Regions from separate parts of the Homo sapiens genome. Here regions 1 and 3 are each linked to region 2. The links are chromatin contacts, found by Hi-C or POLR2A ChIA-PET in ENCODE. All regions are on one chromosome and are shown on one strand. The core of a region is the stretch at or near the end of the contact, and the rest is flanking DNA. Distances in the headings are between cores, read along the strand shown. Region 1 overlaps MAP3K14 (mitogen-activated protein kinase kinase kinase 14). Region 2 holds the start of ACBD4 (acyl-CoA binding domain containing 4). Region 3 has its middle 17 kb from the start of MAP3K14.

Region 1 (2,700 bases), core at 118-2,617, 160 kb before region 2:
AGTGGCGTAACTGAACTAAAAGTCTGACAAATTGATGGCTGATTCAGCCCTGACTTGACAAGACCCCTCATCAGTAAGGGATCTTCGTCTGCTTCCTGTCTACCTGGGCTAAGGAATTATTACCAACAGTAGATGGGCAGATGCTAGGGGTAGTAATATCCACATGGGTAGTAATACTGCTCAGTTCCTGGATGTTCTAGATGCCTCTGCCAACCAGATTTTATTCTAGGAAGGAACTAGAGATCCTTGGGTCCTAAGAGAATGGGCCAAGAGTGTCCTGGCTTGAGCCCTAACTCCATGTTGGATGCTCTAACTGTATAAATTGAGCCTCATTTATTCCTGTAGGTAATGTACCTCTCTAAGCCTTAATTTCTTCATCTGTAAAATTGGAGATAATATTGCCAACCTTGCAGGGTTGGTGTGGAATGCATTAACAAGGCAGATAGAGTTCCTGGCACAGTGCCCCATACACAGAAGACATTTATGGACGGTAGTGGCTATTACATTCCCTGGCACTTGGGAGACACTCATTGAATGTTTATAGGGTGGATGCAGAAGCCTACCATAAAAGGCTTCATTGAGTAGATAGGCCTTAAAGGATAGGTGAGATCTGGGCAGACATTGATAAGGGAGGAAGGCAAGCAGCCACTCCCTATGGGAGGAACAGGGTGGGCAGAAGAAGAGAATCAGAGGCTTGCCCAGTGCTGCCCTGCTCGGGCAAGTGAAGGAATCAGTCTGGAACAAACTGGGGGAAGGGCTGTAGGAAGGGCAGAAAGGGTAGAAAGGGGAGTCAGGATGAGCATGTATGGGGACTTCTGAGTCTGCCTCGCCAGATGGCTGTTTTGCCAGGCCAGCTTGCTCTGCCTGATACTTGCCCTTGGTTCCCTCTTTTTTTTTCCCCTCCTTTTCTTTCTTTCTTTATTTTTCCTTTTGAGATGGGGTCTTGCTCTGTTGCCCAGACTGGAGTGCGGTGGTGCAGTCATGGCTCACTGCAGGCTCAAGCAACCCTCCTGCTTCAGGCTCCCAAGTAGCTAGGACTACAGGCGTGTGCCACCATGCCTGGCTAATTTTTTAATTTTTTGTAGAGATGAAGTCTCACTATGTTGTCCAGGCTGGTGTCAAACTGCTGGTCTCAAGTGATCCTCCTGCCTTGGCCTCCCAAAGTGCTGAGATTACAGGCGTGAGCCACCGCACCCAGCCCAGCCCCGCACTTTGAGTAGGCAGAGGTTTGCCTATTGTGGCCTGGTGGCCAGGCAAGCTGAAGACTTAAAAGAGGAAGTTGGGAGAAGATTGGTTTTCAACCAATATCTTATTAAGGAAGTTGAGTCATTCTACTTCTGCTATTTATCCCCTCTGGGCATTCAGAGAAGGACAAGTTTTTACTTCCAGATGAAATAGTCATGAGAGGGATTTGCCTTGGCCCCTTGTAGACATTTTCAAGCTGGCCCTGTAAGACAGAGTTTTATTTCCCTTTCGTGTATGGAGAATCAAGGCTCCAAGCATTGCATGAACTAGGTAAGGCTCAAGATACCTTGGCTATATGGTGCTGAAACAGAGAAGTCCCATCTTCTCAGTGATGGCTTTTAGTAGCCTGGTGACAGACAAGGGAATGAACATTCATTTAGCCTCTTCTGTTGGCCAGGCAACCTGATTGGCATTTCATGTACTCGTCTTCATTCGGTCTTCAAAACAGCTCTGAAGGAGCTAAGAGAAGAAACTCAGAGAAGTTAAAAGAAGTGGCTAGCTCAAGGTTTAGATGTCGGCTTAGGAGGCAGCAGTCTAGGTTCAACCCCACCTCTGCAACCTGCAACTGCGTAACTTTTGGTGTGCTACTACACTTCCCTAAGCCATATCTTCATGTCTGAAAATGAGATGACAGTAGGTACTTTGTAAGTATCGACAGTTAGTATTCTGAGTTGGAGTTGTCCAGCCCTCAAAGAATCCTGACAGATGGGCTACATTCTCAGAACTAGAAGGAACCTCAAAAGATTTCCTAGGCCGCTGGTTTCCAAACTCTTTTCTTGGAGAACTAGGGATTTTGTAGAGGTCCTCGGTGGATGAAGGGACACTGAGCATGTGGAGCTCCTTCAGCCAGGGCAGCGGGTTCAAATGTGAGTTACATGCCAGTTGCATGCATCTGGTTCTTTTAGTTATTGGGAGATGAGGTATGATTTCATTTGACAAAAATGGTCCCACTGCTCTTCTTAAAAAAAAAAAAATTGTTAAGGCTAGAACCCATAGCTTCTGGTTCCCAGTCTGGAATTTTTACTATGTTGTACTTGCTAAAACAGGGAACTGAATGAAATATGATATATTCTAAAAAGGTTATCATCTGTGAAGATTAACATTTAAAACATTGTTTTTGTATCTTCCAGTGAATCAAAAATTTGTTTACTGTAAACCCCATTCCTGCCCCAGAATCCTAGGAACAGAAATTTTACTGTCAGAGAAAACACCGCTCTCATCACCTCAGAACAGCACTGTCCAATAGAACTTTCTGCAATGCTGGACATGTTCTCTGTCTGCACTGTTGAGTATGGTAGCTAGTGTAACAAGGAAATGATTTTAAAATTTTACCTCATTTTAATTAAATGTAAATAGCCACATGTTGCTAGTGGCTACCATTTTGGACAGTGTCGCCTTGAGTACAGAGCAGGGGTCAGGTGGCAGTCTCTGGCCCTTTGGCATCAGAATCATCCA
Region 2 (2,700 bases), core at 1-2,500:
TGTGCCCAGTCAGGGGCCAAAGATAGGCAGGGTTGGGGGTAACATGAAGGTGGTGATTCCCATGAGGGGGTCCATGTGTAGGAAACGTAGTGGGGGTCAGAACTGGAAGGGTGAGGCCACCTGGCCAGGAGCCTGGGGACAGAGAACCTGCAGCCCTTACCTTCTGTGCCACCAGTTTCATTTCAGTGATGTAGGCAGACATGGCCTCCTCCCTGCTCATCTTGCCCAGACTGTTCCAGGCGTCCCTGGGGGCAGAGGGCTGTGAGAGGGCTGCTTGACAGCTGAGGCTTGTCTGCCCAGCCAGCAGGGAGCTCACCACTTATATCGTCCAATGGGGTCCCAGAACCCGGGCCGGGGGACCAGGCAGGGCCCCATGGTGGCCTGCTTGTAGTAACTGTAGAATCGCAGCATCTCTTCATAGGAGGGGCGGTAAGAACCTGGGCAGAGAGTTGGGAAGCCAGGGCAAAGCATCACTCCCAGCTCCAAGGGGCGGAGGGGCGGGAGAACCCTGCTTGGAAAGGGCAGAGGTGGTGATGGGTCCCACCCAGGGCATCTGGACTAGGATAGGAAGCGGAGGGAACCCCCAGGACAGCCCAGGCAGGGGCTTGTCTGCAAAAACTGCAGTGATCAGGACCATTCTTTCTTCAGAGTCAGACCCCAGGCGTCCTGAATGCGAGTCCAAATGCGAGTCCCCGCAGCCTCACCGTTCTTGGGCAGGTTCTGGATGACGCTCACTGCAGCCTGGAACTGTTTCTGGCAGTCGGGCTCTGGGCTTTCTTTCTCGGTGCCCATGCTGCTGCGAGCCCTGGGGCCCTACTTTTGAGCGACTCTGCAAGAAGCAGCCTTCGTGTGAGGGGGCCTCCAGGGTCCCCCCGGCACCATAAGCCAAGGATTCACTTCCCAGAGGGGCAAACTAAGCTCTTTAGAGGCCTCAGACACCCTGGGAGGTCAGAAGTTGTGGTTGAGGAGCCTCCTTTTCCTACCTCAAGGCAGTGTGGTGGGGTCAGGGTCGCCAGGTGGCGAGGCAGGTGGCGAGGGCCTCAGTGCCAGATGTGTCCGTCCCCAGATGCGCCTCCTTTAGGTGCACATCTCCAACTCCCGAACAGGTGGAGAAACAAGATAGGAGTACTCAGGGCGGGGCGAACAGTCTCCCACCCTGGCCGCCTGCACCTTGGCCCAGCGTGTGCCCCGCGGCGCCCACTGCCAGGACACCTGGGTCCTCTCTCGCCACCACCCCGCGGCTTCCTACTGACCCCGGGGTCCAGCAGGGCCGGGATGGCGACGCAGATCGAGGGGGGGAATTTAGGCCAATGAGAGAGCCTGTTTCACATTCGGCTTACCTACCTCAACCATTCAGCACAGCTCTTTCAAGATCATGCAAATAGTTTCTCAGAGCCTTTCCCAATCAGGCGGGGCTTAATCGAAGGGTCGGACTTCCCAGCCCGGGATGGCCAAGGCGGGCGGCAGCGCCCCCTGGTGCACATAGTGAAAGGTCGTGGCGTCCTAGCGCCCCCTGGTGGAAATCCGCATCTGTTCGCTGATATCCAGGCCTGGCCGATCCGAGGCAACCCACTCAGCTCTCTAGACACTTAGGCACTGGGGATTAAAAAAAGTCATGTCCTGTGGTCAGGTGTTCTAGAGGAAGGACATCACAGCTCAGTTTTGGAAGATGGTCGGGCACGGTGGCTCATGCCTGTAATCCCAGAACTTTGGGAGGCCAAGGCGGGCGGATCACCTGAGGTCAGGAGTTCGAGACCAGCCGGGCCAACATAGTGAAACCCCATCTCTACTAAAAATACACAAATTAGCCGGGCGTGGTGGCGCGCGCCTGTAATCCCAGCTACACGGGAGGCTGAGGCAGGAGAATCGCTTGAACCCGGGAGGTGGAGATTGCAGTGAGCCAAGATTGCCCCACTGCACTCCAGCCTGGGCGAGAGTGAGACTCCATCTCAAAAAAAAAAAAAGAGTAAGCAAAATGGACATCGCAGAATGATGGTTACCAGAGGCTGGGAAGGGTACTGGGGAGGGGGGGAAATGGGTACAAAAATACAGTTAGAATGAATGAGATCCAGTGTTCGGTAGCACAATACAACGATTATAGTTACCAATAATTTATTGTATCTTTTTATTTTGTTTATTTTATTTTATTTATTTATTTTTTTGAGACGGAGTCTCACTCTCTCCCGGGCTGGAGTGCAGTGGCGTGATCTCGGCTCACTGCAATCTCCGCCTCCCGGGTTCACGCCATTCTCCTGCCTCAGCCTCCCGAGCAACTGGGATTACAGGCGCTCGCCACCACGCCCAGCTAATTTTTTGTATTTTTTAGTAGAGACGGGGTTTCACCATATTAGCCAGGATGGTCTCGATCTCCTGACCTCGTGATCCGCCGACCTCGGCCTCCCAAAGTGTTGGGATTACAGGCGTGAGCCACCGCGCCCGGCCTATTGTATCTTTTTAAATTAATTATTTTAAAAACAATTTTTGTAGAGGCAGAAGTCTCATTATGTTGCCCAGGCTGGTCTTCATTCAATACCTGGCCTCAAGTGATCATCCCACCTCTGCCTCCCAAAGTGCTGGGATTACAGGCGTGAGCCACCGCATCCGGCCAATTTATTGTATATTTCAAAATAACTGGGCGGGAAGTGGTGGCTCAGGCCTGTAGTCCCAACACTTTGGGAGGCCAAGGCAAGAGAATTGCTT
Region 3 (2,700 bases), core at 167-2,666, 200 kb before region 2:
GTTAGGGGAGAGATGGTGGTGGTTTGCACCAAGACGGAGGTGTTGAAGACAGAGAAAGGGAATGGTTGGGCTCTGTTTTGGAAGTAATAGGGAAAGGACTGCCTGATAGTTTGGATCCATGGGGTGAGAATAATAATGACACCCACCTCACCACAAATTAAAGAATAGAATGCATGGAAAATGAGTGATAGAATGATACGAAGTAGGTGATGTAGCATGTGACAGCCATGACTGGTTCTATAAAGCAAAGAAGCCAGGCATGGTGGTGCACACCTATAATCCCAGCACTTTGGGAAGCTGAGGCAGGAAGATCACTTGAGCCCAGGAGTTTGAGACCAGCCTGGGCAACATAGTGAGACCCCGCCTCTACAAAAAAATCAAAAAACTAGCTGGGCATGGTGATACACACCTGTAGTCCCAGCTACTCGGGAGGCTGAGGTGGGAGGATCCCTTGAACTCAGGAGTTTGAGGCTGCAGCGAGCCATGATGGCACCACTGCACTCCAGCCTGGGCAACAGAGCGAGAACCTGTCTAAAAAAAAAAAAAAAAAGGAAAGGAAACAGGTGAGAGAAAGGAGAGATAGCCATGAAGAGAATGCAGGTTGAGCAAGCCCCGGGCTTGTTCCTATTGCTGGGAGCTTTCTGCCACACCACATTTGTGCAGGATCCCAGCTGAAACTCCCAGCCAGGTGCTCTTGCTGTGGGTACTTGGGCCAGCCCTGCAAACGCCTATTATCTGGACATAATTATCAACAGTGCTTCTGTGGCAGATGCTGGGAAGTGCCACCCAAATCCTTGGCTATTGGCAATGGGAAGATGCCTTCAGCTGTCAGCCTTCTTTGAAGACTGTCTCAACTGAGAACAGCCTCGCCCAAGGTCATACCTCCTTCCAGAGGTAGCCAGTATCCAGTGACTTATCAACATAATGGTATGAAGGCCAGGCCTCCTCACTCCAACTGGAGATGAAGCTGAAGGGCCATCTCAGCCGAAGGTGCCCTGTGGGATTGGCTGAGGCCTTCGTTGAGACTCCATCACATCCCAACATCTCCCTCTGCTCAATCTTGCTTTGGTCCCTTCCTTTTCACAGGTGTTGATCCTCACGGCCTCCTAATCAACTTTCTGCACACTAATCTCCATTTCAGAATCTGCTTCCTGGGGAACTCAACCGGCAACCATCACTTTTACTCCCAAAAGGTGTCCCAGTTAGGATAACAAGTTATACCATCACCCTAGCTCTATGAGACCTACCAAGTCACAGTGTTTGTTACTACTCACTGTAATTACTTATTTAATGACACTAGACTAGGAGCTGGAGGAGGCAGGAAATGTGTAGGTTTCATTCCCAATCATGCAGAACCCAGGGCCTGTCACAGCAGGTGCTCAATAAACATTTGTTGAATGGATGAATAAACCACCTTATCTAAGCATTTAGAGACCAGGGCAGCTCCAGGGAGAGGAGGAGGAGGAGGAAGCTATAAGCAGTGAAAACAAAGCAAGCAGCTGCCAGACAGGTGCGTCCACACCTCCATCCCAATCAACTGCCCTTGCTTGTAGCTCCCCCTTGGTGGGCCTGGCATATGGGGAGGGCTCAGTCAGGCTCCTTCACTCATTCATGTAATATCTATTGAGCCCTTTCCATGTGCCAAGCCCAGTGCAGGAGGCTGGTGTCCAGAGGTGAATCCAACCCAGGCCTCCATCCTCCAGAACCTCACAGTTTAGAAGGGGAGGCACGTGTGCGAACAACAATTATGACATAGTATGAGAAGTCAACAGTATGCCAAGGCTACCCTTGATTTTTATTTTAGCAAGATTTCACCTGCACTGACAGTGGGTGGAGGGAGGAAATGGGATCCCTGGATTTGTCTGCAACCTCAGGAGTGGTTCCAACCCCAAGTCGGTAAGAATCCCACCCCTGCTGGTGTTCCCTGGCTCCCGCCTCCTGCTCCTGATTCCTTCTTCTCCTCCCTTCTACTGAAATTCATCAGTCCTGCAGCCCAGGCCAGGCTCACAGTGCTTTCCAAGGTGGCAACCACCTAATCATATTAATAAAAATGGCTGTGGGGCCAGTTGTTCCCTCCTATGTAAAGTTCATGTTTTAGAGATGGCTTTCCAGAGATCATGGCCTTGGTTTTGTTGCCTACTCCAGACCAAGTGGGCAGACAGCTTGATGCTGGGTGGGAAGAGAACCTGACTTGTAGACTTGCCCAACCTCTGCTCAGCAGGCAGGCAGCAAGTCACCCAAGTGGGTGAGATTCCCAGGAATCTCAGCTCAGTTCCTGGAGGAAATCTGGAGCCAGTTTGGGGAGCTGGCAGTGCCCAGGAGAGCTGGCAGGCCCAGCCACCTCTCTACCCACCCTCCTCACCTCCCATTCTCATCTCCTGTTAGTCAGAAGGGGCCTTGGCTGCCACAGGAAGCTCACCCACAAAGCAGAATTCCAGGAACTCCAGGCTGAGCAGACTCCTGGCTGCTTTCTCAGTTCCTTTTTGCTTCTTAAAGGTCTCTGGTGCCAGAGCTCAGCCCCCTGACCTTCCAGGCAGAACCCTGGCTGGTTGTCTCTGCACTGCTCCCTCCCTCCCCCACAATTACACTTCTCCCTTCTTGGGGCTTCTGAGACTCCTAGAAGGTCACCGCTGGAAAGGACCGTATAGATAGCAAAAGAGGAAGCTGCGAGGCCCTAAGGAGAGCCTCTATCTAACCGCT

What was found. A loop is a pair of places that touch in the nucleus more often than their neighbours do. ChIA-PET counts read pairs that join two places held with the same protein, here RNA polymerase II (POLR2A). Pooled maps may share reads with other maps.
Region 1: a pooled map shows a loop between it and region 2 (2.6-fold over the local background). The contact joins the enhancer-like site here to the promoter of ACBD4 in region 2. A Hi-C loop is called at or near these places in 3 of 168 maps with a recorded cell type or tissue (B cell, GM12878 and chondrocyte), 2 of 37 single-sample maps with no recorded cell type and 4 of 50 pooled maps. POLR2A ChIA-PET finds 5 or more read pairs at or near these places in 17 of 52 experiments (A549, AG04450, BJ and 14 more).
Region 3: a pooled map shows a loop between it and region 2 (2.4-fold over the local background). The contact joins the enhancer-like site here to the promoter of ACBD4 in region 2. A Hi-C loop is called at or near these places in 1 of 168 maps with a recorded cell type or tissue (chondrocyte) and 2 of 50 pooled maps. POLR2A ChIA-PET finds 5 or more read pairs at or near these places in 9 of 52 experiments (AG04449, AG04450, Caco-2 and 6 more).

Annotation. Positions count from the first base shown.
Region 1 is chr17:45,294,743-45,297,442 of GRCh38, reverse strand. The region is part of intron 1 of MAP3K14 (mitogen-activated protein kinase kinase kinase 14); the gene reads left to right. Among named protein-coding and RNA genes, the nearest start is that of MAP3K14, 21 kb to the left of the region's middle. RefSeq lists an enhancer at 1,697-1,756. Within about 2 kb of position 1,367, at least 14 of the 41 ENCODE cell types and tissues checked have a DNase peak (open chromatin) inside an H3K27ac peak, as active enhancers do; they include B cell and PC-3, where a contact is called at or near this core.
Region 2 is chr17:45,134,237-45,136,936 of GRCh38, reverse strand. It overlaps ACBD4 (acyl-CoA binding domain containing 4), which reads right to left and starts at 1,250. Exons shown (of 10, transcript NM_001135705.3): 1 at 984-1,250; 2 at 705-829; 3 at 317-437; 4 at 161-245. The coding sequence starts at 792.
Region 3 is chr17:45,333,117-45,335,816 of GRCh38, reverse strand. No RefSeq gene overlaps it. Among named protein-coding and RNA genes, the nearest start is that of MAP3K14, 17 kb to the right of the region's middle. Within about 2 kb of position 1,416, at least 3 of the 41 ENCODE cell types and tissues checked have a DNase peak (open chromatin) inside an H3K27ac peak, as active enhancers do.